3 separate regions of the Mus musculus genome follow, and regions 1 and 3 are each linked to region 2. The links are chromatin loops, found by intact Hi-C in ENCODE. Cell type or tissue: gastrocnemius. All regions are shown on one strand.

The links. Peaks named below come from ENCODE experiments on the same cell type or tissue, not always from the same donor. Only the 100,000 strongest peaks of a DNase experiment are listed, where the experiment ranks them.
Region 1: it touches region 2 in a loop (5-fold over the local background); 9 of 42 quality-filtered maps call a loop at or near these places.
Region 3: a loop joins it to region 2, with 2.3 times the contacts of the local background. A loop is called at or near these places in 2 of 42 quality-filtered maps.

Annotation. Positions count from the first base shown.
Region 1 is chr7:27,273,348-27,281,347 of GRCm38, forward strand. It overlaps Numbl (numb-like), which reads left to right. Exons shown (of 10, transcript NM_010950.2): 7 at 608-797; 8 at 3,280-3,585; 9 at 6,157-6,279; 10 at 7,407-8,000. Among named protein-coding and RNA genes, the nearest start is that of Numbl, 19 kb to the left of the region's middle. In gastrocnemius, CTCF peaks have their summits at 537 (motif pointing right) and 4,042 (motif pointing left); DNase peaks (open chromatin) are centred at 589, 751 and 1,777.
Region 2 is chr7:27,155,517-27,163,516 of GRCm38, forward strand. It overlaps Cyp2t4 (cytochrome P450, family 2, subfamily t, polypeptide 4), which reads left to right. Exons shown (of 10, transcript NM_001100184.1): 3 at 117-279; 4 at 641-790; 5 at 1,000-1,160; 6 at 1,702-1,878; 7 at 1,955-2,096; 8 at 2,198-2,385; 9 at 2,636-2,777; 10 at 2,867-3,048. The coding sequence ends at 3,048. It overlaps Egln2 (egl-9 family hypoxia-inducible factor 2), which reads right to left. Exons shown (of 6, transcript NM_053208.4): 3 at 4,772-4,891; 4 at 4,271-4,407; 5 at 4,008-4,075; 6 at 3,142-3,695. The coding sequence ends at 3,640. Among named protein-coding and RNA genes, the nearest start is that of Cyp2t4, 5.8 kb to the left of the region's middle. In gastrocnemius, a CTCF peak has its summit at 4,477 (motif pointing right); DNase peaks (open chromatin) are centred at 201, 733 and 4,481; H3K4me3 peaks cover 2,971 bases; H3K27ac peaks cover 3,800 bases.
Region 3 is chr7:27,252,453-27,260,452 of GRCm38, forward strand. Coq8b (coenzyme Q8B) reads left to right here. Exons shown (of 15, transcript NM_133770.2): 14 at 4,160-4,246; 15 at 4,771-5,497. The coding sequence ends at 5,073. It overlaps Numbl (numb-like), which reads left to right and starts at 6,309. Exons shown (of 10, transcript NM_010950.2): 1 at 6,309-6,509. The coding sequence starts at 6,486. In gastrocnemius, a CTCF peak has its summit at 3,441 (motif pointing left); DNase peaks (open chromatin) are centred at 3,384, 4,695, 5,025, 5,603 and 4 more places; H3K4me3 peaks cover 3,279 bases; H3K27ac peaks cover 3,401 bases.

The sequences.
Region 1 (8,000 bases), 120 kb after region 2:
TTTATTATATATAAGTACACTGTAGCTGTCTTCAGACACTCCAGAAGAGGGCATCAGATCTCATTACGGATGGTTGTAAGCCACCATGTGGTTGCTGGGATTTGAACTCTGGACCTTCGGAAGAGCAGTCGGGTGCTTTTACCCACTGAGCCATCTCACCAGCCCCTTTAGCAGTGTTTTTTATTCCCAGAATAGGTACATTGTACCTATGTGGTTATATTTTGTGGTGTGTGTGTGTGTGTGTGTGTGTGTGTGTGTGTGTGTGTGTGTACAAATGCTTGTAGAAACTAAGGGTCAGCTAAGAGTCTTATCACTTTACACCTTAGTTTTGTTTTGTTTTGTTTTGTTTCTTTCTTCTTTTTCATTTTTTTGGTTTGGCTTTTGTTTTGTTTTGTTTTGTTTTGTTTGTTGAGACAAGGTCTCACTATGTAGCCCAGGCTCTTCTGGAACTAGCTCGGTAGACCAGGCTGGCCTCAAACTCAAAGAGATCCATGTGCCGCTGCCTTTAGGGAGTCCCCTTGCTGTAGACATCCAACCTGCAGGGGGCGCACATCTCTCCTCCGTTCATGTCCGGGCAACATTTCTAACCAGGCCACCTCTCCTGCAGGGTGAGAGGCTGAGCCATGCTGTGGGCTGCGCGTTCGCCGCCTGCCTGGAGAGGAAGCAGCGACGGGAGAAGGAATGCGGAGTCACCGCCGCCTTCGACGCCAGTCGCACCAGCTTTGCCCGTGAGGGCTCCTTCCGCCTGTCGGGGGGCGGGCGGCCTGCGGAGCGCGAGGCAGGGGACAAGAAGAAAGGTGGGTGCTGCGGGCCAACAGGGGGCGCACATGTGCATCTAGGGATCCCCGCTGAGGAGTGAGTGTTTAGGGCGCCAGTGGCCAGGGTTGGTAAGGTTTGCAGAGCAAATCTCAATATTCTTAGTATTCTACAGATGGGGGAGGGGGTGGAGGGTGGAGGGGACGCGACGCTTACCATAACACATTCTGTTGTCTAAGTCAGGAAGTCAGTGAAGCAGATGATGTGCTGTCCCAAACCCTTAACCCCAGCACTCAGAGGCAGAGGCAGGTGGAACTCTGTGAGTTCAAGGCCAGCCCGATCTACAGAGTGAGTTCCAGGACAGCCAGGCCTACCTAGTGAGACCCTGTCTCAAAAACAAACAAAAAATAGGTTCTTGTTGTAGCCTCTATCCCTTGGACCTAGGTTCGATTTTCAGCACACACATAATGGCTCACAAGTATCTCTATGTCCTGTTCCAGGGTATCCAATACCCTTTTCTGGCCTCCCAAGACACCACACACACATGGTGCACAGGCAAAACACCCACACATAAAATAAAAATAAAGATTAAATAACTTCCAAAAGGCATGAAGATTGTTGTCAGATGCCAGGATTGTTTACGATGGGAACTGTATGCAAAACGGTTCTGATTTCCAGGGACAGACCCAGCAGCGCTGGAGAAAGCCCTTCACCGTTCCCACAGGCAGAGGGGAGTTTACCATGAGGTCGGCCTGTCAGCCTTACTGACTCTCACACTCATTGTGCTACCAGCTGACTCCCAGCCAGTGACACCATCTTTCATGATTAGCGCACCTAGCCTGGCAGCAGAGGCTGGCGCACACACTGAACTCAGTTCTGCCTGCACTGATCTTTCAGGAAGCCCTGGGGGAGGTAGCCCAGGGACACCAGCCCAGAGAGGGCAGGGGACTTTTGAAGTAACACAGCACTGAGGTGGGAAAGAAGGTCATTTCCTGTTTCCAGCCTGTCCCAGGGTGCTGCCATGGCACCAGGCCAGGCCTGTTACCTCATGCTGGAAGATGGAATAGAAGCCCCCAGAGTAGCTGAGGTATCCCAGCTATCGCTGTGGTGAGGCTCTGGTTTGAAGGCAGGCAGTGTGTATTTGTGGGAGGGAAGGTAACCTGCCCTTGAAGAGCCTGCAGTTTGAAGTGTAGCGTCCCAAGGTTTTGCAGAGGGCAAGGAACAGTCCCAGGGTGGAGAGAACCCAGGCTGAGGGGTTAGAAGGAATTGGAAAGATTCGGAAAGGATAAAGTGAGCCAAGCCAAGTCTAGCGTCACTAGTCGCAGCTGGAGAAAGGCACAGAGAGGGAGACATCCTTGAGGGAGACAGAATAGCAGAGAATAGAAAAGGAGAAGCGGGGAAGCAGAAAAAGACAGATCAGACCACCGGGAAGGGCAGGTGGACTCCAGAGATGACGTCAGTCAGTCCTCTCAGCTTTCTTGTTGTTGTTGTTGTTTTTGAGAAACAAACGGTTTCTCATTACACATGGTTGTGAGCCACCATGTGGTTGCTGAGAACTCAGGACCTCCGGAAGAGCAGTTAGTGCTCTTAACCGCTGAGCCATCTCACCAGCCCCTCCTCTCAGCTTTCATACCTGTAAAATAGTGATAGTCTTGACCGCATGAATGGTTGTATGAATTGGATGAGTTAATGCTTGCACGGTTCCTGAGTTTGCACGGCTCCTGAGCCTTGTCTTGTAGAGGTTCATGTGCTAAGTGAATGTAAATTGTTAGGAAAGGAGAGAGTGGGCAAGGGGGAATGAGAGCAGCCGAAATGGAGCAGGCTAGAAAGTTAGAAATGGAGGGCCAGGCCAGAGAACGATTCCCCCAGCAGCCTACAGAGGAAGTGGTCTTAGCTTGGTGGGAATCATGAACTTTTCAAAGTCGTGGCTATCCTGTTTTGAGGACAGGATGTGTGGTGTGACAAGGTAACACCGGGGTGACTAAAAGGGCCAGGTAGGGCCGAATTTTAGTTCAGTGGTAGGGTATTTCATAGAACTCAGGAGCTGAGGGTGTGGCTCAGCGGTAGAGCCCCTGCCTGGAGTGCCCCAGTGACAGGTTGTGGGAGTGGCTCAGGGGTGGAACTCACGCCTAGTATTCTCCAGTGAGGAGCTGGGGGCGTGGCTCAGTGCTAAAGTACTTTCTTAGCTGGGTATTGGTGTACTCCTTTAATCCCAGCAGAGGCAGACAGGCAAGATCTCTGAGTTCAAGACCATCCAGGTCTACAGAATGAGTTCCGGGACAACCTGGCCTGCACAGAGAATCCTTGTCCCAGTGGGAGTTAGGGACAAAAGTAAAAGCAAATTACTTTCTTAGAATCCTCCAGTCTGGGTCTGGGCTATAGCTCGGCATAGACTGTTCAGCTAGTATACACAATAATACCCTGGGATCCATCCTCAGCTCTATAAACACAAGACCAGTTGGGTCTGGTTTCAATGTCTTAATTAAGGAAACTAGCAAATGTGTCCGTCTCTTGTGTCTCTAGCCGAAGCAGCAGCTGCTCCTGCTGTGGCTCCTGGACCTGCCCAGCCTGGGCACGTTTCTCCGACACCAGCCACCACATCCCCTGGAGAGAAGGGAGAGGCGGGCACCCCAGTGGCTGCAGGCACCACTGCTGCTGCCATTCCCCGGCGCCACGCACCTCTGGAGCAGCTGGTTCGCCAGGGCTCCTTTCGTGGGTTCCCTGCCCTCAGTCAGAAGAACTCACCTTTCAAACGTCAGCTGAGCCTACGGTTGAATGAGCTGCCATCAACACTGCAGCGCCGCACGGACTTCCAGGTGAAGGGCACAGGTGAGCCCTGGGGTCAGCAAGAAGGAGCATCAAAGTCAATCTGCACAATCTGATGGGGGCCAGGGACAGAGGAGAGATGGGATACACTGTGATTGATTAGCACTGTCTGCTGCCTGGGGGCAAAAGGTTAAACACATGGACCATCTGATGATTAACAAGGTCGGCCATGAGCAAAGAATAGAAGAGCCGCTTGCACAAATCGTGATTGATAAGTCATGCCTGCTGTGGGTAAAGGATAGAAATGTAGTACAGTCAAGATCAGCTAATAATGTCTGCCGTTATTCAGGGAAGCAGGCAAGGTGGCACACATTTTATCTGCCTCGGGCAGGCAAATCTACCATGGGCAAGGGAAAGATGGCTCAACAGTTAAGAGCACAGGGTACTCTTCCAGAGGTCCTGAGTTCAAGTCTCAGTTACCGCACAGTGGCTCACAACTGTCTATAGTGTGATCTGGTGCCCTCTTCTGGCATGCAGCTGTACATGCAGATAGAACACTCTTAACATAAAATAATTAAATCTTTAAAAGAAGAAGAGAGGCAACATGGATGTCTTTTTTATTTTTGCCCAGGATGAAAGCACCATTAATTATTTAGTGCTCTTTCCAAACATTTGATCAATAGATCTATAACATGTATCAAATGAATGTTAGAATGATTGCTCTGGCTTAGGGAAAGCGAGGATTGGAATAGATTAACAATGTCTGCCTTGGTCAGGGAGAGGGGTAGCATACATCATGATATCCTGATTTGTGCTATGAGCCTAGAGGTCCTTATGGAGTGTGGGAGTGGGTCACACAGTTAATTAGCAAAACTTGCCATGGGCCAGGCAGAGAAGAAAGCCACAGTATGGTCTGTGTTTGCCTAAAGGAGATCTTGAACAATGGATCCAGATCTTGAACAATGGAATTACAAGATCTGTCCAAGTAATGGGCACAGTAAGCAAAGAGCACAATGGAGGTGGAATGGTGGGGAGCATTGGGTTTGATTAGTAATGTCTGTCATGGGCCAGGGAAAGAAAAGAGGTGCTCTCTGTTGTAATCTAAAAAAAATACCTGAGCGAAATATGCTGGTACATACCAGTATTCCAGCACCCCAAAGGCAAAAGGCTCATGATTCCAAGGCCAGCCTGGGCTACCTAGCAAGATCATGTCTGTGAAAGACACGTGTGCTGTGGGCCAGGGAGATGAAAGACTTGGTACAACACCACGCTGTTGCCATAGGGAACCAGACAAGAGGACTGTGCAGAGGTCTTGAAAACCATGAGTCGGACCCTTGCTACTGCTCCCACGTGTGCGTGGGACCCCCGGCTGCCATGGCTGTGGAGATGGGTGTGGGAGGGTGTTGGTTCATTTCTGTCAGGCTCAGAGGGGGTGACAGTGCATACTGAGAATGGTCCCGTGTCCGGCGGCACTCCTAGGCTGGCTGTCACGCACCTGCACATTTGCTGGCCACGCACAACCTGACATCAGACACACGCGAGTTGTCATGCGTGAGCTTGGGATGGCTCCCCAGGCTCAGTCTGGAGCCTTACACTCCTGTGGCCAGTTGCACACTCACTCAAGAATGAATGGCCACACTGAAAATTCACATTCTGACATCCACGCCGCAGACACTGGACGTCACACACTCAGAGTTCCATGTGTGCAGAAGTCACGTGCACTCTGACGCCACACATACACCAGAGTATGGACTCAGAAAATCATGTGCACAGATTTATACACTTAAAATGCCACATACTCTTAGCTTCACACAAACCCAGAAACTCCCCACATGCAGATTCACACAAACACGTAGCTGCATTGCATAGGAAGATCTCAAGGGACAGCACACATCTGAACCTCTATCACACTTGGAGGTCACACCCTCAGACCCTGCATTGCCCCTTTTTATGAGAACTGCATGTGTCCATGAAGCTCTCATAGAAATCAGTGAAAGAGCTCCACATGCCACCATGCCAGTCTGTGGCTTATCTGAATGGTGTCTCCACTCCTTCAAGTCTCTTCTGAGAACCATGCCTGTTCTAGGTCCCCTGTCTTGCTGGCATAATGACATCTCCACCATGATGATGCATGTGTTAGGCCGGGCTGGGGAGGTGGCCGGCGGCTTATTCCTCTACCACATCGTAGGATATATGATCCCCAACAAGTGAGCATCAGTGTGGCTGTCCTGGAACTCACTCTGTAGACCAGGCTGGCCTCGAACTCAGAAATCCACCTACCTCTGCCTCCCGAGTGCTGGGATTAAAGGTTTGCGCCACCACACCGGGCTAGAACGCACTGTTTAATTAATGCACATTGTCAGTCGTCTTCAGAGTCTCTTCTGCTTGGGTGCACTTAGATCTTGAGATCCTGGTTTGGGATTCCCATGGCCATCGGTTATCAGATGCCACCTACTGGCTTTTACTGTTACACTGCTCTCTTGTCACACACATCCATGCGCCCAGTTATTTTAGTGACCTATGTACCTCTGGAAGACAAGGAGTCCAGGCCATACAGGTGTCCTGAAGACCCAGAGGAAAGGCAGGGTTGCAGCAGAGCCTCTTTCTCACCTCCACCATTCTGTGACCTCACAGTGCCTGAGATGGAGCCTCCTGGTACCGGGGACAGCGATGGCATCAATGCTCTGTGCACACAGATCAGCTCGTCTTTCGCCAGCGCTGGGGCCCCAGCGTCAGGGCCACCACCTGCCACAACAGGTAAGCCCTTCCACTGAGGAGTCCCTCATTTCTGTCTTTCCTTTGCCCATGAAAGGCCATCTTGGAAATCCTAGATATCTGGGGTGGCCCAGGGTTAGAGCCTGTGACCTGTGGATTGTCTCACAGTTGTGGGACCACTTTAGAACCACTGTATTGCCTTAGGACTGTGGGACCAATGTAGAATTAGAAATCATCTTATGGGCTGAACAGGTGGCTCAGTAGTTAGAAGCACTGATGCTCTTCCAGAGGTCCTGAGTTCAATTCCCAGCAACCACATGGTGGCTCACAACCATCTGTAATGGGATCTGATGCCCTCTTCTGATGTGTCTGAAGACAGCGACAGTGTACTCACATACATAGAATAAATAAATAAATCTTAAAAAAAGAAAGTAACCCCAGAGCCTTAGCAAAGTACAAACTTGAGGCAGTAGGATCTTCCTGCGTTAGGGTAGTGCAATCTGGGGAAGACATGTGCTGTCATAGAAACTTAGCCTCTGAAAATACTAGAAACACTAGAATTGAGGCTGGAGAGATGGCCCAGCAGCTAAGTGCACTGCCTACTCTGCCAGAGGACCTGGGTTCAAGTCCCAGCACCCGTATGGCAGCTTATAACTGTGTTTAACTTTAGTTCCAGGTTATCTAACACCCTCTCAGAGACCCATACATGTAGGCAAAAATACCAATGCATATAAAATAAAATTCCCTTTTAAAAGAAATACTAGGCCAGCCTACATAAAGAAACCCTGTCTCAAAAAACCAAAAAAAAAAAAAAAAAAAAAAAAAAAAGATTGGAAAAGAAATGCTAGAATTAAGGTGACATTTAGAATTGTTAGCATCAGACACAGCACTGGCCAGTGACGGGCAGAGGGCTGTGTGGATGTCAAGCAATGAAAGCATTGATCTGGTTACACATTTCATCAGGGGCTGCCGAGGCTCAGAACTGTAGGGTCTCCTCACTGCACACCTGTTAGGAGTTAAGTCACCTGGCCAAAGGTCAGGACAGCGGGTGAGGGCTGGGATTCAGAGACAGCCTCCTCGTAGAACCTGGGCTCTGATCTCCAGGCCACCCTGACTCCTAGCCTGGGATTCTTCATGGCAACCTGTACCCTTCACTACCCTCTCTCCAGGGACTTCTGCCTGGGGTGAGCCCTCCGTACCCGCTGCAGCTGCCTTCCAGCCTGGGCACAAGCGGACACCCTCTGAGGCTGAGCGATGGTTGGAGGAAGTGTCCCAGGTGGCTAAGGCCCAGCAGCAACAGCAACAGCAGCAGCAGCAACAACAGCAGCAGCAAGCCACCTCCGTGCCACCAATGCCCACCATGGCCCCCACCCTTCAACCCTTTTCTGCCCCAGTGGGGCCCTTTGACACTGCAGCTGCCCAAGTGGCTGTTTTCCTGCCGCCCACACATATGCAGCCTCCGTTTGTGCCCGCCTACCCAGGTCTGGGTTATCCACCAATGCCCCGGGTGCCTGTGGTGGGCATCACACCTTCACAGATGGTAGCCAACGCCTTCTGCTCAGCTGCCCAGCTCCAGCCCCAACCTGCCACACTGCTTGGAAAAGCTGGGGCCTTCCCCCCACCTGCTGCACCCAGTGCCCCTGGGGGCCAGGCCCGTCCGCGCCCCAATGGGGCTCCCTGGCCCCCAGAGCCAGCGCCTGCCCCTGCCCCTGAGTTGGACCCCTTCGAGGCCCAGTGGGCGGCACTAGAAGGCAAACCCGCTG
Region 2 (8,000 bases):
GGGTCTGAAAAGTGAGGGGCGGTTTAGAACTAGACCTGTAGAATGAGGGCATGAGACGGAAACTTTGGGATCTAAGGAAGATGAGAGCTCTGAGGTCTCCATGGCACTTCCCATAGCTCTCCAGCCACTGGGGCCCAGTGTTCACTGTATGGCTGGGCCCGCTCCCTGCAGTGGTGCTGTGCGGCTATGAGGCGCTCCGAGATGCATTAGTACTGCAAGCAGATGCGTTCTCCGGCCGCGGGGCCATGGCTGTCTTCGATCGCTTCACCTGCGGAAACGGTGAGGCCCAGGGTGGGTGGAAGTGAGTACTAGACCCCTCAACTTGGTCTAAGGACCAGTGAAGCCGAGCAAAATGGGAGGTGCCTAATAAAGAATGGTGCTAATGAGGACGAGCTATTAGGCCTGGGGTCCAGTAGAGGTTCACAATGTAACCAATAGCAGCCTAAATTCCTAAGCCCTAAGAGCTGGTCAGGGATCCTACCCTCAAAGATGTCAGGCTGCGTGGTTTCAGCTGAGGTGCTTGGCATATGGTCTGGGAAGTGCAAAGCAGTAAGAAGTCATCCTTAGAGCGGCAAGGAAGCGAGCGACTAGGCCCAGCGTGGCCAACTCTTTTTTTTTTTTTTTTTGGTTCCCACTGTAGGCATAGTGTTTTCTAACGGGCCGCGTTGGCACTCGCTTCGCAACTTTGCACTTGGAGTGCTGAGGGAGCTTGGCGTGGGTAGGAGTACCATTGAGGATCGCATCCTGGAGGAGGCAGCATGTGTGCTGGATGAATTTCAAGCTACCATGGGTGTGGTCTGGCAGGGAAAGCATAACCACCTGGTTTGGGGTCGGGGGTGGGGGGGAAGGGGGGGATGGATGGAGCTATGTGGAGGAGGGACACAGCTTCTGTGTGAGGGTGCTAGAGGCTTGAGGACGAGGGTCTCCTCTGCAGATCTTACTAAATGTCACTTTTAGGGGACCACAGCTTGATTACTCAGAGCTGCTCTCACCCCCCAGGAGCTCCATTTGACCCCCAGCAGCTACTGGATAGTGCTGTATCCAATGTCATTTGTACTGTGGTTTTCGGAAAGCGCTATGACTATGGGGACCCAGAGTTCCGGAGGCTCCTAAACCTCTTCAGTGACAATTTCTGTATCATGAGTTCCCGATGGGCTGAGGTGAGAGGATGGGCTCCAATTTCTCATTTTACATGCAGCCTTGTGCCAAATTCCAGGGGCATAGCCCTACCTACAGTGGCTACAGATTTAATGACAAAGTTCTACAACACACAAAGTCCTGATTTAATTTTTCCACAAAGAAACCATGGCCTTGTCCAGGGCCCTATTAAGACCATTTCAGCAGGGTATGATGGCACATGCCTTTGATCCCAGTACTGGGAAGGCAGAGGCAGGAGAATCTAATTTGAGGCCAGCCTGGTCTACATATAAAGTTCCAGGTTAGCCAAGGATAGTGGGAATAAGAGAGAGAGAGAGAGAGAGAGAGAGAGAGAGAGAGAGAGAGAGAGAGAGAGAGAGAGAGGAGGGAGGGAGGGAGGGAGGGAGGGAGGGAGGAAGGAAGGAAGGAAGGAAGGAAGGAAGGAAGGAAGGAAGGAAGGAAGGAAGGAAGGAAGGAAGGAAGGAAGGAAGGAAGGAAGGAAAAGGAGAGGGGAGGGGAGGAGAGGTGTGGAGCAGAGGAAAGGAGAGAACCCTGTCTCTCCAGATATATAATATGTTCCCATCCTTCATGGACTGGATCCCTGGGCCCCACAACCGAATATTTAAAAACTTCCAAGAGCTCCGACTCTTCATCTCTGAGCAAATTCAGTGGCACTGGCAGTCACGACAGACTGGGGAACCCCGTGACTTCATTGATTGTTTCCTCGACCAAATGGATAAGGTACCAGTCCCTGCTACCCTTAACCATACCCACCCTGCCAAGCAGCAGGCATTAGAGCACCTCTGTCCATTCCCAGGAACAGCAGGACCTGGAAAGCCATTTCCAGGATGAGACACTGGTGATGACTACTCACGATCTTTTCTTTGGTGGCACTGAAACCACAAGCACTACTCTACGTTATGGGCTCCTCATTATGCTCAAGTACCCTGAGGTGGCAGGTTTGAGAACTGGGTCCATCCCTCCCCTCCCCCTAAGTGAAGAGAGGGTGGCTGGGGTGGGATCTCAGTAAAGCACAACTCAAAGCCTCCAATGACCGCAGCCAAGGTGCAAGAGGAGCTGGACGCCACTGTAGGTCGGACCTGGGCCCCTAGAATAGAGGACCGTGCCCGCTTGCCTTACACCAATGCGGTGCTACATGAGATCCAGCGTTTCATCAGTGTGCTACCACTGGGGCTGCCCCGGGCCCTCACCCGAGACGTAAACCTCAAGAACCACTTCCTGCACAAGGTGCACATGGAGCCTGGGAATTCTGCACTGGGGAGAAGGGGACAATTCAGAGACTAGGTTCGGTGAGGGCTAACACAACCAGTACCTGGGGCTCCCTCCCAGGCTCTGCCAACCACCTTAGGGGCTGGGGTGTAGCTATGTGAGATCACTTGCCCAGCACCGCAGGGCCCTGTGTTAGGTGCCAACAACAGAAAGAGTCTGGGTGAGGGGCTCACACTCAAGTCTGTGGGTCACACTGTTTTACCCACAGGGCACATTCGTGATTCCCCTACTTGTGTCTGCACACCGGGATCCCACCCAATTCAAGGACCCTGACCATTTCAATCCCACCAATTTCCTGGATGACCATGGCGAGTTCCAGAACAACGATGCCTTCATGCCCTTTGCCTTAGGTCTGGGGTAGGAGGGAGGGGACCTGAGTGGCTAGCACTGGGGGACTGGCAGGGGCTTGCTCATCCCACACCTGCACCCACACCCACAGGAAAGCGGATGTGCCTGGGTGCTGGCCTAGCCCGTTCCGAGATCTTCCTCTTCCTGACGGCTATCCTGCAGAAGTTCTCCCTGCTCCCTGTGGGAAGTCCTGCCAACATCAACCTTAACCCACAGTGTACTGGTCTGGGTAATGTGCCCCCAGCCTTCCAGCTCCGCTTGGTGGCCCGCTGAGCTTGGGCTTCACTGGTGATCTCAGTGGCCCTGATATCCTTACCTGCCCTAACTGTATGTGTAAATCTCTTTACAGAGAGGAATACAAGTGTGTGCAGCTCTGAGGTAAACTTTTATTTCTTGGCTGGCAGAACCTCCATACCCATGCTCGTCATGGCACCCTACTCTGCCCAGACAGTGGCAGCCCAGTCCATACACTGCCACAGCCAAAGGGGCTGGGGAGTCACTTCACATTCCAGGCCGGAGGAGTGGGGACGAGGGTGAGATGACACCCACACCCCAACACACCTTTCCAGCAAGAGGCCATGACTCACCTCAACCCCAAATCCTGCCTCTTCTCAGCTCTACACTCAACGGACCAGACACAGCCACCAGTCATGACCGCCAGCCACACTGGCCACTGCCCAGGTCAAAACCCAGCACCGCTCGCTCACGGGGCAGCAGAGGTCTCTCCTTGTTGCTCCTCAGTGATACTTAGTGCCCTCCACACCACACAGTACAGAGGCAAGCCAGAAGCAGCAGCAGTGGCAGGAAAGGAGCGGGCACTGAGGCAGGAGCTGCTGCTGGTCCACGCAGCTCTGGGGCTGGCCATTAGGTAGGTGTAGTTGGCTGTGATACTGGTACTTGAACACCTTTCTGTCCCGATGCTGAGGATGAGAGGAAGACAAGAAATTGTGAATCACTAGGAAGGGACAAAGAAGCCAAAAGAAACCTGCGAAGATGGGGAGAACATTAACAGAAAAAAAAAAAAAATGGGTCTCAGGTAGGGGATACCAGGAAAGTAGGCAAGAACTGGGCAAAGGGACTGGTGAGAAAGACCTGTGGGAGCGGGCTGGCGGCAGTGCTGGCCTAGTGTGGCAAAGGCCCTGGGAACCACTCTCAGCACCCAAGGGGGTAAGAAAGGCTAAGGACCTGGCAGCACACAGGGACTAGGAAGGACAAAGGAAGAAAGCACGTACCTAGCTGATACTTGTCTCTGGCTGCTGCCCGTTCCTTGGCATCAAAATACCAGACAGTGATGGCGTACCTGAAAAATTGGGCAGTCAGAATGACTTTTCTGCCATTCTAGAGCCACCTCAGCTGACACCTCCACCCTTGCAGGTCCCACTTAGGCCCTCTCAGCATCTCATCACTCCCCTGTCAACTCTGGGGACTGGGGACAAGCTAAGAAATGTTTGGCACAGGGGAAGCAGCTGGACAATCCCTAAAGTACAGGTCATACCTGGTGGCATAGGCTGGCTTCACCTCATGTGGGTTCCGTCGGTCAGACCAGAAAATGAGCAACCGGTCAAAGAGTGGCTCGATGTTGGCTACCACTGGCCGACCCTCGGGGAAGATCTGCAGCAGGCCGCCATGCACCTGGGGGCAGGCCAGATGAGTCTACTGGTGAAGCCTGTAGCCTGTCTTACACCGCACCCATGTGCCCACCAGGGGGCGCAGCGCCAGCACACATCACTCCCTCCCAACACTCAGGCCCTTAAAATGAATGACAGCCCAGAGTCTACATTGCCATGGAGATGGGCAGGAAGCTACTAAAGACAGGAAAAGGGGGAGAATGTACAAGTCTGGGTGGGGCTAAGCAGACGGCACCATTCCCGGAAAAGAGGGAGGGCCCACAGTCAGCTAAAGAGGAGCCAGCAGATGTCACTGCCCTGTGAGCTGAGGAGTGGAGGGCAGGATCCCAGCTGGAACATAAGCATACCATCCCAACCCCAAACCCTACCTTAACATCCCAGTTCTGATTCAGGTAATAGATACAGGTGATGCAGCGCCCATCGCCGTGGGGATTGTCAACATGCCTCACGTACCCGAGCCCATTGCCTGGATAACACGCCACCATGGCCTGGTAGAAATGGAGAAAGGTGGTTTACTGAGACCAGGCAGAGGGAGTTCCAACCCAAGAGACCTTTGTCCTCCTTCAGCCAGATTCCATCCTCAAGTTCACAGAAATCTAAGCTCTTTTGCTTCAACAAGCCACACTCCCACCTCCATCCCCACTCTAGAACCAGAGGGACTCAATGTGTAAATGATGGTTTGTGCTTGTTAGAGAGATCCTAACCTTAGCCATGTGTAGTGGTGTGTGGTACACACCTGTGATCCAGCACTAAGCATGCAAGCTTTAAGGCTGGCTTCAAGTACTCAGTGAGAGCACAGAATCTCCTAAGTTTTGAGATATGGAGGCTCCTTGAGTCTGGAGCCTCTTCGAGTTAGTTCTGTTAGGGTTCGAAGAAGGTACAGCCTAGATTTTTTTTTTCAAGGTTCTCTCAGGTGACTCCACTGTGAAGTCATGCTGACTTGACCACACTTGACTACAGTCTCCAGCTACAGGATCTGTCCCGTGAATATAGGACAGGAACCTGACCTAGAACTCCAGCTCCAAGCATGCTGCACACTGCTGCCATCCCCAGTCCTCCAATAGGCCTCACCTACCCCTCTGTAAAATGGAGTTGATAAGCACCGCCCATTAACAACATCTCAGAGGCAGGCCTCCACCAGGTCTCATGTCTGTGGCACAGGGCTGCCTTAGGGTTCCAGATTTTCCCTGTCTCTCAACCAGACAGCCAGGGCCTGAGGGTATTTGTTACCAGGAAGCTAACAGACAAGGCCCAGCCACCTCTGCAGACCCAATATGCAGGGCCAAGTCTCTGTAGCCAAATGAGCTGTGGCACTGGGGAAGGAAATTAAGTTCCCCACTCGAGGTAACGCCACTTGACAGGATGCTGAGAACTGAACTAAATTGTGTGCATCTGCAAAGATACAGCGCCTGCTGCTCCAGGACAGAGAACTGAAGCACAAGCTGAAACGTTACAAAGTCAGAGTCGCCCCAGTGCAACTCCATTGGGAGAGTTCACAGTAAGCAAAGTGAAGTAGTTAGCATGAGAACCCTTTGGCTTTTGCCCAGTCAGCAACCATCTCTCTTGATCCTGCCACTCAGGTACTACTCTGCAAGCTGGGGTTCCCTGACAATGCTCAGCTACACTTTTGGGTCCAACCTAGCCCAACAAGACAACCATAGAAAACCACTCCTAATCAGACCCATCAATGTGTGTTGCTGAAATAGGAGGCTTACCCAGCACTCCATGAAGGTTACTTCAGCCCTACATCCTCCTCTCAAGACTCTCCTCTACCCACTGACCCCAGGGTTCACCCCGCTGGCACACTGAAGCCCTCCCTGCATCCCATCTATACACCCGACCCAGCACACACCCTACTTTGGGAAAGAGCCTTAGTAAGGCCACACAGCAGTAATGAGCTTCACTACCAGGGTACAGTAAGTGACAAGGTCCCCAGGGAGAAAACCTGGCCTCTGAGCTCAGGAGGGCAAGTCTTCCCTGCATGACTTCTGCAGATGGGATGGCCCTCTAGGCAACCACTCACTGGGAGGAAAGCATGTGGCTATGGCCTGGTGGCTTGGAAGCAATGAGTCACTGATTAGAGATGGGCAAGGCCTCCTGAGCTGGAAATCCAATCAGGGCTCAAGCAGGTTCTTCGAACTGATGGGGACAGCAGACAGTGCTGTACTACCTTTAATCAATCCCCGCACAGCACTACACACCCGGAAAAGTACAATCCCCACCATAGGGCCAAGACCACCGGCCTGCAAGTTCTGACTCTCCCTCTGCTCCAAGCCTCAACACACCTACCTTCTCCCCACCTCAAAGCCTGCAATCCTGTCTGTGTTATTTTAACAGGTCCCTAGACCTTAGCACAACTAGCATCATGTTAGGGGAACTGTCCTGACCTCAAAACCTAGCATATAAGAGACCCAATACCTGTCAGAACAGAACAAAGATGTAGCCCATGGTTCCAAGAAAATCCTAAATGCACCAACCTTGCTCTTCTGTCTTGGCTTCTGTAGTTCTGCTTCTTTCTAAACTGAAATGTGCCAACCAGAACATGCTGTTTGTGCATAAAAGACACACAGCTGTAAGGCTCAGGGTTGCATGATCTAGGCAAGCTCTGCACGCAGCTGACAGGCAGCAATGAAACCTTTTGGGCTTTAAGAGTGTCTATGTGGTGGTCTCTGGTGGACTTGTCTCACCTCACTACTGCTCAGGACGCAGCATCTAGGTGGCTGTCCAAGAAGCTCTGGGCCAAGCCAGAGTACCCAGGGTTCTACCTGCAGTATCAAAGTGCTGCTCTCAACAGCGACACCCCGCCCCCCCCCCCAAGGAAAAGTTTCAACCACAGGGACAGCAGTAGAGTGACAAAGAAACTTACTCTCCAGGATGCCGGAATCACCGCTATTGGAATAATGTACCAAGGACCATACCATGCCACACACAGCATTATCAGAAGCCAGTGACTCAGTCAGACAGCAGGCCCTGCCTCCAAGCTACAATTAAAGGGGCAAACTACACTAGCTGGACCCTCCCTGGGGATCCCTCTGCTCACCCTGATGCCAGTCAATTCCTCCAGCTACAAGTCCACAGAGAAGAGACAGGGAAAGAAGGGAAGGGAAAGGCAGAGGAAGAGCTCTGCTCAGGAATGACCTAGGCTAGGTTACTACTGGTCAAGGCCACACTTCTGGCCGGTCTCCTCACTGCCACTGCCTCAGATCACTTCAATACCCCCCAGTCACAACTCTCGAACACAGTAAGGGAGGCTACATGTGGCCCTTCCTTTGTAAGTGGGAGAGCATGGAGTTGCCATGTAGAGTGCTTGGGCTATAGCTCCCTCTGTCCCTCTGACCAATCTGACCTGTTCTTTCCTCCCGAGGGATAAGAGCCACTTAAAAGAACCTGACTCTTAGCCCTCCACAGTCCTAGCTCAGGTCCTGTCACTAACACAGGTGGGAGGAGGCCCCACCTATCCCTTTAAATTGCTTTCCCAAATTGCTTGAGTAGCCAGGCACTTGAACCAGCTTTCTCATCCTCTGAGGCTACAAAGCTATGTCCCAGTCCCTGGGTGCTCAGCTCTCCTGGTGTCCCCACTGACTTCCCTCCTGCAAA
Region 3 (8,000 bases), 97 kb after region 2:
GCTGCCATGCACTGAGGAGGAGGAGGAGGAGGCAGGTGAACCTGTGAGCTCCAGGCCAGACTCTAGTATAATAACAGTATTAACAACTAGCGACTCCCACCACTTAGTAATATTACAAGTACCATCTGATTGAAAGTGGCCAGGGCTGGGGCTGGAGAGATGGCTGCTCTTCCAGAGATCCTGAGTTCAATTCCCAGCAACCAATGGTGGCTCACAACCATCTTTAGAGAGAACTTGTGCCCTCTTCAGGCTTGCAGATATATATGCAGCAGAGCACTCATACATTAAATAAATAAAAATTTAAAAAGAAAACAGAAAGAAAGTGGCCATGGCCACTTGGAGCCCCATTATGGACAGGCGAGCTTAGAGACAGACTGTCCAATCCAACAGGCCTGTGAGTGGCAGGTGGTCTGGGCCACCCTGGCCAGGGCCTCGGCGTGCAGCCTGCACCTCACAGGAAGCTGGCACTCTCAGGGGATGCTCCCTCCCCGGCTTTGTCCCTCCCTTTCTCCCTCCTAAGTCAGTCAGTGGCAGCGGCTGCACAGACCAGCCCACCTGTGTCTACACAGCTTCTGTGTCTACACAGCCTCTGTGTCTGCACAGCTTGGGCTTTCCATTCATCTATCTAGTTGTCAGTCCGACATTCTCTGACTGCCCATTGGTGCCCAGCTCTCTTCTGGATGATACTAGTGACAGAGTTCAGTTTGTGTGCCACAGCAGTGGGACAGTGTCTTAGTTAAGGGTTTCCATTGCTGCAAAGAGACATGACCAAGGCAACTCTTACGCAGGCAGGCATGGTGCTGGAGAAGACTTCTACATCTTGATCCAAGGTAGCCAGGAGAAGAAACTGACTTGCAGGATGATAGGAGGAGGGTCTCATGATCGATCCACCCTCACAATGTCACACTTCCTCCCACAAGGCTACACCTCCTAATAGTGCCGCTCCCTGGGCTAAGCATACACAAACCACCACAGGCAGTAAGGGCACGGAGGACTCAGGGCTAGGCTGAGGGAATGGAAGGCATTGTAAAAATCTAGAGGAACCTGTCCCAGCTTGAGGATTCAAGGAAGGCTTTCTGGAGGAGGAGACATTGAACTGAGAGCTGAGAGATGCACAGGACCAATCAGGAAGAGGCTAAACGGATATCCAGATAAACGTATCATGGCAGGAACCACTGCTCCAAGGGCTTGGTCTATTATCATGGCAGGAAGCATGGGGCAACAGGTGTGTTTGAGCTAAATGCTGATCCACAAACAGAGACAGAGAGACAGGGCCTGGCATGGGCTTTTGACATGTCAATCCACACCCCACCCACCCCTGTGTGACGTGACATGTTTCTTCCGACAAGGTCACACCTACTCTGACAACATCTCTTAATCTTTTTTTTTTAAAGATTTACTTATTTATGTATGTGAGCACACTGTAGCTGTACAGATGGTTGTGAGCCTATGTGGTTGCTGGGAATTGGATTTAGAAACTCTGCTTGCTCTGGTCAGCCCCGCTCACTCAGTCCCTGCTCACTCCGGCCCAAAGATTTATTTATTATTATATCTAAGTGCATTGTGACTGTCTTCAGATGCACCAGAAGAGGGCATCAGGTCTCATTACGGGTGGTTGTGAGCCACCATGTGGTTGCTGGGATTTGAACTCAGGACCTTCGGAAGAGCAGTCAGTGCTCTTACCTGCTGAGCCATCTCTTAATCTTTCTAATCCTTTCGAAGAGTTCCACTCTCTGATGACCAAGCATCAAGTATATGAGCTTATGGGGGCCATTCTCAAATGACCACAGAGGGAGTTAGGAAGATCCCTTGTGCATGGTGGTGCTTCCGAGGACAAATGGTCATTTAGGGGCCAGAGAGCTGGCTCAGTGGTTAAGAGCACTTGCTGGTCATACAGAGGACCAGGGTCTTAGTCACGGTCCTCGTGCTGTGAGGAGACATCATGACTGAGGCCACTTGTAAAAGAAAGCATGTGCTGGGGTGAGTCCATGACCATGGAGGCAGGAGGATGACAGCACCCAGGTTAGCTCTGTAGCAGTAACCAAGAGCTCCTATTTGATCTCCAGGCAGGAGGCAGAGAGAGCTAGCCCAGCCTGGTGTGGGCTTTTGAAACCTCAAAGTCATGCCCCAGTAACACACTTCCTCCAACAAGACCACATCTCCTAGTCCTTCTCAAACAGTTCTACCAACTGGGGCCAAGTGTTCAGTATTCAAACATACGAGCCTGTCAGCCATGCTTTTCCAAACTGCCACACCGAACCTCAGCACCCAACGCCCATAAGGGCTCATATCCGTCAGAAAGCAGGGCACCAAGAGCCCTTCTTTGTCCTTCACACAGGGGCCTGAAGGAAACTTGTATTCTGATTAGACAGGCAGGAGTTGGGTGGAGCCAAGACATCCTGGGCCCTGCCTTGGGCCCCTCTGGAGTAGGCGTTCTCACCTCCTGAGCCCAGAGGAGCTGTGAGAAGTTACAGAGGAGCCCCCTGGAGGGAGACCCTGTAGACATAGGGCCATGGCGAAAATGGCCTTGAAGACAGGAGAAAAATGTCTGAGACAAGGCTGAAGGCTCTGGCCTGAAAACTTTTAAGAGCACCTCTAGCTGTTGATAAGGACAAAGACCCAGTGACATATAATACCATGCCCACACCCCACACTCACGCGCACATAGGACATTGAGGCACAAAGCCAAGGCCTCCACAAGTACTTGAACCGCCCTATCTCTTATCAACATTGTCTTCCCAAAACTTGGGTCACCTTAACCTCTTCTAATTAAAACAAAAACAAACAAGTTTTAGATGGATGGGATGGCCTATAATCAGAGTGCTTGGGGTGCTCAAACAGGGCAGGAGTCATAAGTTCAAGACCAGCCTGGGCTTCATATGGAGACCTGATTTATTTGTTTGCTTGTTCGTCTTTAAGTGTGTACACACATGCCCTCATGCACCGTGGGGACACATTGGGAGGTCAGGGGAAAATCTGCCGGAATCAGTGGGGCCTGAGGACCAAATTTAGGTCATCTGACTTGTCAGCACCTTTATCAGCTGAACTCCCTTTAAAAAAAGAAAAAGAAAATCAGCCCATTTCTATGGAACCCTAACAGATGCCCAGACAAGTCACAGGCAGGGGAACCTATAATAGAATTGATAGATCCGTCCCGGGCCACCTCCCAAAGGCAGTGTGGTACAGTGTGTCGGGGCTGGACAGGTTCCTTCCTCTCCCTGCTCTGAGCCTGCCTCTTCTGCACAGGGACCCTGGCACCCAGTGACAGCAAAAGTAGTCCCCAGTGCGACAGATACTTCCTTTTCAGTCACAGTGCTGAGGCCACACAGTGACCCCATGCAGAACCCATTCCACAGATGAGAAGGCAGAGGCCCAGCTACAGTTTCTCTAGAGTCTCTAAAGCCAAGGGAGCTGTGGTGCTTCAATGCCTCCCTCTGCAGGACTGGACAGGAACTGAGCTCTGCAGCAAGCATCCTGAGTGCCTTGTCTCATGGCCAGTGCCGCTGCACCCAGCTCAAAGTCCAAGGGGGAGGATGGCCCTCGGGCAACCTAGGATGCCATTCCATCCTTGTCTAGTGTCTGGAGCCATAAACAGATGTGACACTCTACTCTGGGCCACCCATGTGGCAGCTTCCAGGCAGGTCTGCATTCCCACTGGATGACAGAGCCCCTGACCATTTCCTCCTGCAGGCTCTCCAGAGGGAGATAGAGCAGGGACAGAGTAGGGGGAGGGAAGCTTCTAGGTGACAGAGTGTACCCAGGTAGAGAAAAAGGTGACCCAGGTTGGGCAAAGTATCTCCTCCCCACTTCTCTCCCTCCCCCCTCTCCTTAACAGTGTTCCTTGGTAGTCCAGGCTGGCTTTGAACTCATAATAGTGACCCTGCCTCCTGAGTACTAGGTAGGTAGATATAAGTACTGCTCTACCCTTCTGGCTAGTATTTCCTATTATCTAGGCCCTCCCTTGTAGCCTGGTGTGATGGTACAGACCCCTAAGCCTTTAAATCCGGGCTAGTGGGGGCAGGAAGATCAGGAGTTCCTGGTTATCAGCTACACAGTGAGTCCGAGATAGTGTAGGCTGTATCAGACTCTGCCCCAAAGCAAAAACCAGAACCCCAAGCCTCCCTTGACCCACGGTGGGCTTTGCCCTCTGACATTCCAGGTGGTGAAGGCTGCAGCAGATGGAGACAGAGATCGAGTTCTACAGAAATCCCAGGACCTCAAGTTCCTTACAGGCTTTGAAACCAAGGTTGGTTGCCCCTGAGCAGAAGGGAGCTGGTTTGTTTGTGGCTGTGTTTTCTTTTGGGAACAGATGAGCCGCATAGCTCTAGTAAACAACTGGAGAAAGGGTGGGGATCTGGGGGGAGGTAGAGACTTCTATCCCAGGGCAGTGAGATTACTAAATGCACTAGCTTATACTGAGGAGCCCCGGGGTGAAATGGAGGGTGCTGCCACTAAGTGGGGGAGGCACTATTTATCTATTCTAGAGATCCTGGGTTTGAGGAATAGAGGGGTTACTTGCCTGAAGAAAGCAGGGGCTCCTGGAGACAGGGGGTGCTGTGGGTAGGGGGTGACTACTTACAACTCCCAGGGGATCTTGGGCCAGTAATGCCAACCTTCCAGCACTGAGCCACGCCCCCTAGGCCCTCACTGGTGAATTCTAGGCAAGCTCTACCAGTGAGTGAGTCACGCGGCAGCCCTTGCAGCTTGCCTCTTCAGAAGTAATCAGAGGACATTATGTCCGTCTGGATGCATCTGCCATCCCCACCCTAGGCATTCTCTGACGCCCACGTCGAGGCAGTGATGATCCTGGGGGAGCCCTTTGCTGCCTCAGGCCCCTACGACTTTGGGGCTGGAGAGACTGCTCGCCGAATACAGGGCCTCATCCCGGTATTGCTTCGGCACCGGCTGCGCCCACCGCCTGAGGAGACCTATGCTCTACACCGCAAGCTAGCTGGGGCTTTCTTAGCCTGTGCCCGTCTCCACGCCCACATCGCCTGCCGGGACCTCTTCCAAGATACCTACCACCGCTACTGGGCCAGTCGCCAGACACTGCCGCTGCCAGCAGCCTCCTGACTAGGGACCTCCCTGCCGACCCCACCATGACAGATTCCATCCAGGGATACCAGCTCCACAGCAGGCAGTCCCCTCCTCCTCTTTCTTGGTCTCCAGAACCTAGTTTCTTGCCTTGGATCTTTGGGCCCCTGGAGTTAGCTCCCTGATCCTAAGTGAGCAACCTTGAATTCTGAGGCTAGGAGCCAGCAGAATCCTGCCACCATCTAAGTGAGCCTTGGGTCCACTCTCATGTGAAGGAGACGCCCCTCGGCCCCAGGTCTTCCAGGATCTGCAGGGGAGATGGTGGCTGTTGGGGGCGGTCCTCACCTTTGCCTCCCTTGCTCCTCTACCAGCTGCCTTCTTCCCGGGTTCCAGCCTGTGTATTGGAGGGTGGGGGTGGGTGCTGATCCTTTCCTCCGAATAAAGGCACCCTTTCCCTGCCCCCAGTTCTTTTCTCTCTGTGCTAAGGGGGAGGAGCTCACAGGCAGCTCCAGGTGCAGATGGCCAGACCCCCCACCCCACCCCCTTGTCTAGGGCCATCTGTTGCAGGGAACCTCCTCCGCCCCCCCCCCCACGTGCTGACCACCTGCTCCAAGGGCTGTGGCAGCTGAGAAGTACCCTTCTATCACATACTCGCCCCCCCCCCCACCCCCCAGCTTCAGGCTCCCTCCTGTTCCTGACAACCTCGCCTTTGCTAATGGGCCCTAATGCCCCTAACAGCTGCTCTGCCAAACCTACAGGACAGGGGTAGGGGTGCAGCTGAGTCCAGAACTAGGACCTGGTCTAACCCAATGCCCACTTCTCGCAAGCCAGAGTGATCTCCCTCCAGGACTCCAGGGTCTGTTTCTTTTCCTTCCCCTCCTCTCCCCTCCCCTCGCCTGCAAAAAGTGCCTCGTCACCGCTTCTGCCCGCCCCCGCCGGGCTGGGAGAACCGTGGGGTTAAGCAAGATTTGAGGACGAGGCGCCTCCCAAAGCAATTCTTCAGAAGCAGAACCATAGGGGATCTGAGGTCAGGGGTTATGGAAGCAAATAGAACCTGCGCCTCAACCTGAGAGGCACTCCTCTAGGGATGCGTGCAGGTTCCCGCAAGGCCAGACCAAGGGGCGGGGCGGGCCGGCCTTTGCTTGGGAGGAGACCCGGTAGTGTTTATGTGGGGGCGTGGTCTGCGGGAGGGCGGGGTTATCTTTTGCATATACAGCAGGCGGCGGGCCAATGGGCGGGGTCGGGGCGGGGCGCCGAGGGAGGGATGCTCCCCCGCCCCCGGAACGGAATCCTCCCGGGAGCCGAGCTGGCTCGCGCGCTTGCATCCCGCACCAGCCGCCGGCCCCGGGCCGGGCCCGCGTCAGACCGAGCCGCCGCCACCACAGCAGCAGCAGCACTCGGGAAGCCGGGCCCAACCGGGGCCGCGGGAGGCGGGGGCGCCCGGGCCCTGGATGTCCCGCAGCGCGGCGGCCAGCGTGAGAAGGGCGGGCTCGGGGGGCTCGGGCCGGGGGCGGCGCCGCTGCTGATGTGGCGAAGGGTGGGAGGCGGCAGCAGCGCCCGGATGGAGAGAAGATGCCAAGGCTGGAAAGGGTGGTCCTGGGTGGGGGTCCGGGAACAGGTTCCTGGCAATCCCAAACCTGCCAGACTGGGGTCTGGTCCAGCACAGGCCATCTCTGCGAAGGCCCTGAAAATAGGGATCCTGGAATACAGATTCCCCCCAAATCATGGACAGGGCTACATAAATTCTAGGTAAAACTCCCTGGGCAAGGTTTGGCGTTCAGGGTCCGGATACGGTCCCCTTTATCAAGCTGAGGCCTTAACTGAGCCGATTCCAGACAAAATCAGTACTCTTCCCTGCTAGAGGGTTTCTTTGAGCACAACAGCCCCCTGGGCGATGTCTTGAAGATGAAGTCCCTGGATAGAGCTGCCAAGGCTAAGGCTCTGGGGGATGGGGGGGCGGTTTCCAAGTACTGTCTACTCCCTGGGGTCCTGGATCCAGCCTGTCCCCCCAAGCCCTTGGGCGGTGTCCCAGGCAAATCCCCTTCTCAGAACAAGGTCTCTGTGTCTGAAACTCCACCCCAGCGTGAATAAAATAAGGAGAATTTCAGGCATTCCCCTACCCCACCTCCACCCCATGCTTAGTCAGGGGTCTCAAGACATTGGTCTCCTAGGCCACCCCTTTTGTCCCTAGGGCTGCTCAGCGTCTAAGAGAGGCCCCACCCGGAGACAATGCTCAGCTTTCCCTTGCCCCCCAGGCTCCAGGATTCAGCCTGGGCTGGGGGCGGCTCCCCAGAGACGGGTGGAAACCTGTCTGTAGCCTCTGTGGTGACCAGCGGCTTTGTGTGGTTGTGTGTGTGTGTGTGTGTGTGTGTGTGTGTGTAAGGGTTGGGGATGTGGCTAGAAGTGTGATCTGGTGTTTGTGTGACTGTAGCTGTGTGTGTGCTTGCATTACAGCTGGCAAGGATGAGGTATCCTGCGTTGTCTGCCTGCATGCTTGTGGTTGGATGTGGTGATGTCTGGTGTGTGTGTGTGTGTGTGTGTGTGTGTGACCGTGGATGTGATGGCAGCCGTTCACTGTTCAGACTCCTGTACTTTTTAGACTGTGTTTAAATAGATATGCATATGTCTTTTTGTGAGACCCTGTGTGTATGTACCTTGGTATGTGTCAACATCTGTGTTGGGTTTGAGGTTGGACTTCTGTGTGGCTGACTGAAGATGTGGGTGGAGCTGTAACTGTGTGTAAGTAGAATTGTGACTCTGACCATGTGTGACACAATGTTGTGCTTATGTCTGATTTTTGTACTGTGTTCATTGCGACTCTGGGTGTGCGACTGCCATTGTATTTGAAGTCACATCGTGCCTGTGGGGCTGGACCTCTGGGAAGGCAGTGTATATGACGGTGGTTGTGTGTTCCTTGCCATGTCTGTGTATGTGACTGGGGTTGCATAAGTGACTGTCCACCTAGC